Linked DNA regions of Homo sapiens: region 1 is linked to region 2. Evidence: chromatin loops called from intact Hi-C (ENCODE). Cell type or tissue: heart left ventricle. All regions are shown on one strand. Each heading gives the region's core, and the rest is flanking DNA. Links, peaks and the distances in the headings are about the cores only.

Region 1 (5,395 bases), core at 156-5,155, 160 kb before region 2:
CTTTCCCTTCACATTTTGTGAGAAAATACAAGTCCTAATTTCTCCTCAAATACTAATGAGATATATGAAAACAATGTAATCTTTCAAAAGGCAGCCATTATTTTATGTATTTGTGCTCTGTGAGAACCTATTAATCTTTTAAAAAATTATTTGGTGGACATTTTAAAAATAAAATTTGGAAAGCCATCTGAATTTTGGAAAGGTGGGTAAAGACTGTCTCATTCTATCATCAACTATAATTTTATTACTTTCAGATATAATTTCCAATTATAATCCCAAGCCAATAACATGAGAATTATTAAAGCACAATTAACGATACATCAGATAAATTATCTTTTATTTTTTACTTACTCTATAGTGTCATATGGAAGCTGTGTATTGACTTTGAAACCAGAAATGTTAAATTCCATATTTTTAAATCCCAAATCACTGACACCTCTAAATAACTGTTAAATTGTTGTGACTTCTGTTGTTGTTTCCTATGTTTCTAGTTTCAATTGAAAGACCCGAGATCTAGATTTTACTTATTACCTGTGTCCTGGAGCTTGTCAGCCACACCCTCTGAGCATCACATTTCTCCTCTGTAAAGCAAAAATAACAATTCCTTCCTTAGTTCAGAAGGTGGTTGTAAAAATGAAATAATATAGAACCACATGGTAAACTCTACTGCAACTAGAAATGCAGTATTATTTTATATCAGAAATACTAAGTGCTTAGATAAGCATCCCAAATTTATTATTTCAGGCACTTGAAATCTCAGGCTTGGAATGTTACAATGAGTAAGTTATACCTCTTCCTACCATCCTTTCTCCATTTTGTCGCCAAAATTATTTTCTCCGAGATGTTATGCTCTTCACTAGAGTTCAGCCTCCTTAGACTGTCTTTCAAAGCAGGTTTCGGTACTGCCCACATTTCGTGGATCTTCTCCAGTAGCCCTGAAACTTGATGACCTGCCTTTAACCCAAGTCATCAAGTTTAAACCTGTATTCTTTCTGTCTCTGTTAACTTGCTCATGTAATTCACTTTAATGGAAATATACAGTCAACCCCTTCTGGTGTCTTCACTTCTTGCTCTATCCATTACTGAATATGTAACCCTATCGCCTTTGAGAGAAACCCTAGTACAGAATGTGCTCTTTCCTCTATATATGCCCACTGCTTTTTAAAATACCAACAGTTTTCAGGTCCATAATTTGTTTTCCAGAGCTCATATTTTTATCTATTTAATAAAGTTGGTACTCAGCTCAAGATGTTCTCAAATTGCCCTTATATCTTAGAGTGTGGAATCAAAAGATGAATCATAAATGAAAACTATCATGAAAGAGGATGAAAAAAAAAAGAGGGGAGGCAAAGTTTTGAGATGTTGGGAAAAGAAATCGCTATCCAGGATAGAGAAGAAAAAAAACTGGGGGGGGAGAAAAAATATATATACATATATAAACAATAAACAAAGAAATGAAACAATTCAATTATTCCCTCGGCTGTTGATTTTTGTTTGTTTTAATGGTTCCCCTGTGTTTTCTCCCGAGGATTTAAATAAGGCCTTTTTAAAGCTGGATCAGTGGGAAGAAGCAGACATTCAGCAGTTCTTGCTGCTTAATTTTGAGATGTAAATTCTTTGAATTCCACTGTTACTGAACATTTTCTCCTTTCAGTTAGTAAGGATAAGGAGAGTGGTCATGATTCAGTACCATTTTGGTGTCTCAGAGTTATGAGAAAATCTAGAAACATTTTGTTCATTGTCTTATTTTTAAGGAAGAGATCTTCTTTCACAGTTAATTTATCCACTGTCTTAATTATTTGAGCTTTTGTCACTGACACCCAAGGCACCACTGTTAAACATTTAGGAATTTATTAACACTTTCTTAAAAATCAGATAAAAATATGAAGTGATAGTCAATTTTGCTTTCAATTTTCAAGGTTTTCTTGAGGGAGCAATCTTCAATTTCATTTAATTTTACCCATGTTTTAAATGTAAAAATAATTTAATCCAGTGTAATAGAAAATATGAACATTATAATTCACATCATGATAATAACCCATTTATTTAGCATCTACTATATTTCAGGTGCTTCATATACATATATCTGATTCTCACAAAAATTTTAAGTGATCAGTATCTTAATACACAATTTATAAATGTGGAACCCAACTTTTTAAGTGAATATGTTGCTCAAAGTTATGCAGCTGATCAATGACAGAGCCACGTTTTTAATCCAGTGCAAACACACACACACATTTTCCACTATGCCATGCTGAATGAGCCAAGCATTTTAAAAATTATCAAATGTCTTCAAACTCTCTGTAGCATTTGTAAAAATGGGACAAAAGAGAACATATAGGTTCCAAAACCTCTCATTATTTAAAATTCATAGTAGAGATCAACCAACTCTTCTAACCTGTGGTATGTCATGCCTGCAGATACCTCTAGGTGTCACTAGCAAGCCTAACGCATAAGTAGAGAAAACGCAGAAAAACAAGGAGATAGAAGAAAAGAAAAACAAAGAGAGAAATAAAACAGAGCATACCACCACTAATTGGCTACCAGAGACCCCTGTTGGATAGATCTACTTTCATATCAAATGCATTTTTGAAAATGTGTGTGAAAGTCTCATTCACATTAATCAGATAATAGTCAAATATGGGAAGAGTTTCTCTTCCCAGAGAGTTTAAAGAAAAAATAAAAAAAAGGCAACCTCTTTTTGTTACATTTAATCTTCCATGATAAAATTCCAACATTTTATACATATTAAAGTTGGTTTTTTTTTTGTTTTAATTTAACAACCAAATACAGGGTAGACCTACTTAAATCTAATCAGAATCTGGTTAAGATATATATATATATATTTAAAACTTTAAAAATTTTCCACTGCTATTTAAAATGTATTAGGTTTATGAGAGCTATAGTTCTTGTCAGCCAAGTCAGCATGTTTTGTTTTTCAGTTTTCATATTTTTTGTCAAGCAATAAGGACAAAATGCAATAAGATTAAAATAAGTATAAAAACTCTGGTGCACATAAATGGTAATGTCATTAAAAGGGAATAGCCAAAGAAGAGTTCTTTTTTGTGATAGCTTAAAATGTGCGTCCGCTGCTTATGAAAGTCTGAAATCAGAATTCTGAAGGTCATTTAAAGGACATAGATGTATAATTTGTGAAAATTAAACTTCTATGGAAGATGAACACATTTAGAAAAAGGTAACTGCCTATAATTATCTACATTTTGTCTCCTTGGTTCAATCTCTCTGAGGCCACCTGGTGTTCCTTTAAGTATAATTTATCAAAAACAGGACTGCATTTTAAAATCTGAAGTAGTGAAAAGTTCACTTCATTAATTCAGGGTTTTTTTTGTTGGTTTTTTTTTTGTCTAAAAGGCAAATGCCCTCTTCCAGACACCATGGAAAAATGTAAGAATGGATCAGACTGAGTCTTATCTCAAGGAACTACAAACCCTAAATCCATGAGAAGGCAAAGACTTTTTTGATATTGCTGAATTACACTGGAAGACTGGGTGGTAAGCCTTCAACAAATAATGGTTAAGTGGATGACTATGGTCTAAGAAGGGGAATGTATGCTATATAGACGTAGAAAGGAAGGAAAGAGAAAAAAAGAAAAAGAAAGGAAAGAAAAGGAAGGAAGGGAGGGAGGGAGGGAAGGGAAGGAAAGAGAAGGAGAGACAATACTAAAACTAAAGTACTTAGAGCCAGGGGGAACTTTAGCAGTTACATAATCTATGAAAAACCAGTCCAAGGTATTCCATTTAATAAGTGTTAATAAGTGATTGAATTGAGAATTAGTGTTTCATTTATAGTTCTCAATACAATGTTTTCCCAACAATGTAGTAAAATAAACAAATATGTACTAAATACCCAAGGTGAACTGAGGCAGGATCAGGCTTTATAAAGGATATAGGAAAAATGTGACTAGATTTCTTTGCACATTACTGTGTTTGCACAATAAATGGTAACTATCATTTATTAAGTAGTTCATGTGTAGAATTCTGAGGATGCCTCTTATTAATAAAACTATAACTACAAATACTTCTCAAGAAGTAAATAGGAAAATAAGAGCAAAAGGAGTCAACATATTTTTATTTTCTTTATTTTATGTATTTATTTAACTTTTATTTTAGGTTCAGAGGTACATGTGCAGGTGCGTAACATAGGTAAATTGGTGTTATGGGGGTTTGGTATACATATTATTTTGTCACCTAGGTACTAAGCATAGTACTGGATGGTTACTTTTTTCAGGTCCTTTCCTTCCTCTCACCCTCCTCCCTCAAGTAGGACCCAGTGTGTGTTGTTCCCCTCTATGTGTCCACGTGTTCTCATTATTTAGCTCCCACTTGTAAGTGAGGATGTACAGTATTTGCTTTTCTATTCTTGCATTAGTTTGCTAAGGATAATGGCCTCCAGCTCCATCCATGTTACTGCAAAGGACATGATCTCATTCCTTTTTATCGCTGCATAGCATTCCATTGTGTATATGTACTATGTTTTCTTTTTCCAGTCTACCATTGATGGAAACTTAGATTTATTCCATGTCTTTGCTATTGTGAATAGCACTGCATTGAACATACAAGTGCATGTGTCTTTATGGTAGAACAATTTATATTCCTTTGGTTATACACCCAGTAATGGAATTGCCAGGTAATATGGTAATTCTGTTTCTAGCTCTTTGAGGAATCTCCACACTGCTGTCCACAATGGCTGAATGAATTTATACGTTCACAAACAATGTATAAGGGTTTCCTTTCGTCCACAACCTCACCAGCATCTTTGACTTTTTAATAATAGCCACTCTGACTGATGTAAGACAGTATCTCATTGTGGTTTGATTTGTATTTCTCTGATGATCAGTGATAATGAGCTTTCCTTTTATATGCTTATTGGCCATTTGTATGTCTTCTTTTGAGAAGTGTCTGTTCATGTTCTTTGCCCACATTTTAATGGGGTTGCTTTTGCTTGTAAATTTGTGTAAGTTCCTTGTAGATTCGGGATATTAGACCTTTGTCAGAAGCACAGTTTGCAAAAATTTGTTTACCATTCTGTAGGCTTCCTGTTTACTCTGTTGGTAGTTTCTTTTGCTGTGTGGAAGCTCTTTGGTTTAATTAGATTCCATTAGTCATTTTTTGCTTTTGTTGCAATCGTTTTTGGCATCTTCGTCAGGAAATCTTTGCTCATTCCTACATCCTGAATGGTATTGCCTAGGCTATTTACAAGGGGTTTTTATAGTTTTGGGTTTCACACTTAAGTCTTTAATCTATCTTGAGTTGACTTTTGTATATGGTATAATAAAGGGGTCCAGTTTCAGTCTTCTGCATCTGGCTAGCCAATTATCCCCAGCACCATTTGTTAAATAGGAATTCATTTTCCCATTGCTTGTTTTTGTCAGTTT
Region 2 (5,395 bases), core at 335-5,334:
AACTTCTTCACGATGGCAGTAACCAGGTTGTCCTCCAACTACAGATTTTTCTTTGAAGCTCTACCACAGTGCCAGTTCTCATTAGAAGCTAGTTAACCAAGGTCTACTCCTTGTCTCTTTAGATTTAGGCTTTCTACTGCTGCTAGTTTTCTGGAGCCTCAATGTGTTGTTCTTTCAACCTTGCTCATACCTTCATTAAACTAAGAGGCCACTTCATGAAAATTTTGTTATTTGGGCCATCTGGCTTGAATTCTCTTTCTACCAGGTTCCTGACTGATACTGCTATACAATTATTAAGTGCAGCAGCAGAAGAAACTATCAACAGAGTAAACAAACATCCTACAGAATGGGAGAAAATCTTTGCAAACTAGGCATCTGACAAAGGTCTAATATCCAGCATCTATAAGGAACTTGAACAAATTTACAAGAAAAAGCAACCCCACTAAGAAGTGGGCAAATGACATGAACACACTTTTCAAAAGAAGACATACATGCAGGCAACATGCATATGAAGAAAAGCTCAATCACTGATCATTAGAGAAATGTAAATCAAAACCACAATGACATAGCATCTCACACCAATCAGAATGGCTATTATTAAAAAGTCAAAAAATAACAGATGCTGGTGAGGTTATGGAGAAAAATGAACCTTATACACTGTTGATGAGAGTGTAAATTAGTTCAACCATTGTGGAAAGCAGTGTGATGATTCCTCAAAGAACTAAAACAGAGCTACCATTGGATCCAGCAATCCCATTACTGGATATGTACCCAAAGGAATATAAATTGTCCTACCATAAAGACACATGCATGCGTATGTTCATTATAGCACTATTCACAATATCAAAGATATGGGATCAACTTACATGCCAATCAATGGCAGACTGGACAAAAGAAATATGATACATATACATCATGAAATACTATGCAGCCATAAAAAACAAAGAGATTATGTCCTTTACAAGAACATGGATGGAGCTGGAGGCCATCATCCTTAGTAAACTAATGCAGGAACAAAAAACTACATTCCACCTGTTCTCACTTATAAGTGGGAGCTAAATGATGAGAACACATGGACACATAGAGGGGAACAACAGACACTGGGGCCTACTTGAAGGTGCAGGTTGGGAGGAGGAAAAGGATCAGAAAAAAATAACTATTGGTTATTAGACTTAGTACTGGGTGATGAATAATCTGTCCAACAAACCTCCATGACATGAGTTTGCCTATATTACAAACCTCCACATGTACCTCTGAATCTAAAATAAAAGTTTTTCAAAGGGCAGTCAAGACAGGTCTTTTAATTCCAAGGCCAGTCTTCCTTCCCTTGTACATCACAATGTTTCATATACTTTATAGCCAATGAATGACTAATTTAGTTTTATATATTATGATGTTTTGCCATAAAAACAAACCAAAAAATATAGGCAAATACTTGTCAATATAAATATATATTTGTTTGCTAGGGCAATTTATCCTAGTTAAATATATGCTTATAAATACATATTTATATCTATAAAATACCTTTCACTTATTCTTTTTATGTACATAATTTGTGTTCTCTTGACACCATAAAATCCATAAACAATAGCAAAAGACAATACATCATAACTTACATTGCTATGGAGAAAATTCTTATAATATCATTTTTAATTTCAACAAATGGAAAAGAATAATATATGCAAAGCCTTATTCTCATTACTAAAGTCTTTATTCAAACTAAACACACTCTCATTCTAACACTCTAACAGGAAAATATTGCTTTTTGGTTTTTATCTACAGAATGAAAAATGTAATTCTTAGAAAATGTTCTTATTCCAAACTTAGAATTCCCCCTATATATTTAGAAAGCATGCTACCTTAGTCCTCAAAATTGTTAGATGGTGGTAGCACTAAAACGAAAAGACTTACTATGAAGTGATATTATATGTTTTCATTCTGGATGCCCAAACAATAAATTTGAAAGAGATGTATTTTTGAATTCAATACCAACGTGTATGTTTATATAACCATATATAAAAACTCTAACCACTGATCATGAATAGTCATAATTTAACCTTAAACTTAGGAACATAAACCAGTTTCATTATCTCCTTCTTTTCCCTGATGGACATAAGGAAAATAAGTCTTTTTCTGAAAAATACAAAGGGATTTCCTACATGGCAGAATTACAGACAGCAGATTAGGGCAACAGCAAACATAAACTAGTTCTTTCAGAGGATAAGAAAAGTCCCAAGGGGGTTTCAAAATTAAAATGCATTGAACTACTTAGATCTGTCAACATTTCTCTACTAAGAGGGATAAGTTCAAAAAGTTCTACCTCATTTGCTAGATTCTGCTTCTGTAAGGCAGAGATCAGCCACCTAGCAACAGCACAAAAGCTTCTACTCTGACATAGTTAAACTCATGCTGGCTGAGCAGGAAGAAAAGCTGTGTAGGATCAGAGCAGAGCTGGATGGCCAGCCGTTCCAGGGCCACTGGGGAGGCCTGATTGGGGAAATTGTGAAATTCAGTCTGAGGAATAACTTTTTTGTCAGCATTCTTAGAAGCTCCAGTCTCTCGAGCGCCACCACTGAGCTGTGTCTCTTGCTTCCATTCAGTAGAGTGCGTTGGCCACATGCACACACATCACACACAGCAAAGAAAGAAGAGGTGTCATTTTCAACCAACGGCTACCCCATGAAGCTTGGCCGTGCACATACTAGGAAAACTGATAAAGTGAAAACTGTGTAGAAACATTTTCCTATGCAGCTACTTTAGGATGGGTGATGGAGTGAGCTTTTTGAATCTCCTGATTCTTACACTCTAGACAGCTATTTCTTGTTCTCTCTTTTAAAGCAAGTCCTCTGGCATTAGATACTGCCTCACAAATAACCCACCACTCCTCTCGGAGGACAGAAATATCTACTTAACAGTCAGGTCATACCAGAGATCTTGGAAAATATCTGGATCACAAATCCCTGTCAGCAATGACCAGCGAACAGAATCTGGGCCATGCCTTTCCTTAGAGGATGCCCTCCCTGGATGAGTCAACAGGTCATTCATTTGGAAGGCACCAACTGTGAATGCTTACAGCTATCATCAGGAGCCTAAAAACCATTTAATAGCTAAGTGTACAAACATATCACGAGGCTTGCTTTTTGGGAAGGGGTGCAGACAGGGGAAATTAGGTATCACTGTGCTTTTCATTTTTGTGACTCTGTTAGCATATGTGATTGGAGTACAATCCAGCTCTGCAAATTAGGCAGGGAAGAAGGCTTGGTGAGCTGGGCGAGAGCAGTTTGTTGCTTCACCTTCAATCACATTCCTGGTCTGTCTTGCTTACTTGGCTCTGCAGGAGGCAGAAAGTGTGTAATGCTTTCTGACAACACGGAAAGAAAAACTGAGGGACGGGCACATTCATCCGCAGGACACTTTGTTAGAAGCAGCCAACTGACTCTGCCTTTTACTGTAACATATGTTAGTATTTTTAAAAATATAAAAACTCTTTTTTCCTTTGTTTCTTACCTGAAAAATTAGCAACATATGTTTTCAAAAATCTTTTTAATGCTTTTTTAAGTTATAAAAAGCAGTACCTGGTAAAATAAAAATGCAAAAATTCAAGTATGAAATCTCTCTTTCCCCCAAGCCAATCTTCTACAGAGCTCACTAACTATTCTTAACAGTTTGATGTGTAACTCACCAGTTTCCTTTTTTTCTTTTTCATACACAGTTACACATTTTCTCCCTCTCCAAATAGGATCTTAATATACATATTATTCTGGCATTTGCATTTTCACCTAACAATATGGATACTTTTCTATGTCAGGATTTATATCTTCTATTTTAAAAAAGTGTTACATACTATTCCATGACACTATTTGGAACATTTAACTGTGTTTTCAATATGGTGCTATTGCAAAATGCTGAGGCCAATATGTTTGTGTTTATATTTCTTGTTAATATGTTAGTAGGCTACATTCCTAGGATTGGGATTGTTGAATTAAGGAACGTGTATATTAAAACATTGAATGAATATTGCCACTTTATTTTTCCAAAAGTTGTATTTTTCTCCATGTTGTATATTTAGAAAAGCTATAGTCCCACAAGCTATATATAAAAGGGACAGTGTTTCTATAGTCTCATAAATAATGGATATTACCAAAAAATGTTTTGTCACTTTAATAGGTAAAAACAGGATATCAACGACTTACTTTGCACTTATTTATTCATTAGTGCATTTATGCATTAGTGCAATGTGTGTTGACCATTTATTTTCCTTTTTCTGTAAATAATGTTTGTCTAGTTTATCTGTTACATAATTTTGTTTTGAATTTTTTTCAGATGTGTGTTGACCATTTATTTTCCTTTTTCTGTAAATAATGTGTGTCTAGTTTATCTGTTACATAATTTTTATTGTTTGAGTATATATTATGACTAATCCCTAGCTGTTGTGTATCCTGTATATTTTCCTCCTGGCCTGGCCTATTATTGTTTTTTCTTCCTTTTTTCCTTTTTTTTTTTTTTTTTTTAGACAGTCTTGCTCTGTCGCCCAGGCTGGAGTGCAGTGGTGGAATATCGGCTCACTGCGAAACCTCTGCCCACCGTGTTCAAGTGATTCTCCTACTCCAGCTTCCCGTGTAGCTGGGATTACAGGAACCTGCCACCACGCCTGGTTAATTTTTTGTATTTTTTTGTAATTGTATTTTTATATTTTTAGAAGAGATGGGGTTTCATCATGTTGGCCAGGCTAGTCTTGCACCTGACCTCAGGTAATCCACTCTACCTGGCCTCCCAAAGTGCTGGGATTACAGGTGTGAGCCACCGCACGTGGCCCTGTTATTGTTTTTTTGTTGCTTTTTTGTTTGTTTGTTGTTTTTTTCTTAATTTTGTTTATGGTGTCTTTTACCACACTGAATACTTTTAAGCATCATCCATGTGATCAAGTTTTCGAATCTGTTTATCTTTTATTTTACAGCTGCTTACTAAGCTTAGAAAAGACCCTCATACTTCAAGATTTTAAACTATTCTTGTATGCTATTTTCCCAAAGAAATTTTATGCTTTTCCCCTATATATATTTTTAATAATTCTGAAGTTAATTCCTGTGTGTTATGTCAATAATAATTTACATTTTAAATTAATGGCTAACCAATTATCTTAATATCAATTATTACATATTCCAACTCATCCATTCTCATTAACTTGAAAACCACCTATTTTATACTAATTTTAGGTAACCACGTTAAGCTATTTGTAGACTTTTTATTCTTTTCCAAGTGTCTATTTGTCTATTCCTGTTCCAGCTTCATAATATTTATTACAATGACTTTATAGCAAGCTGTATTGTCAAGTATTGTAAATACCATTTCATAATTTTGGCTTTAAGTTTTATTTATTTTTCCAACTGAACATTAA

Evidence for each region. Peaks named below come from ENCODE experiments on the same cell type or tissue, not always from the same donor. Only the 100,000 strongest peaks of a DNase experiment are listed, where the experiment ranks them.
Region 1: a loop joins it to region 2, with 3 times the contacts of the local background. A loop is called at or near these places in 8 of 110 quality-filtered maps.

Annotation. Positions count from the first base shown.
Region 1 is chr10:19,785,323-19,790,717 of GRCh38, reverse strand. No RefSeq gene overlaps it. Among named protein-coding and RNA genes, the nearest start is that of PLXDC2, 28 kb to the left of the region's middle. In heart left ventricle, for the core only: a CTCF peak has its summit at 2,435 (motif pointing right); no DNase peak of the experiment used is centred there.
Region 2 is chr10:19,626,876-19,632,270 of GRCh38, reverse strand. All of the region lies in intron 36 of MALRD1 (MAM and LDL receptor class A domain containing 1), which reads right to left. Among named protein-coding and RNA genes, the nearest start is that of MALRD1-AS1, 99 kb to the left of the region's middle. In heart left ventricle, for the core only: a CTCF peak has its summit at 2,570; a DNase peak (open chromatin) is centred at 2,560; H3K27ac peaks cover 1,383 bases.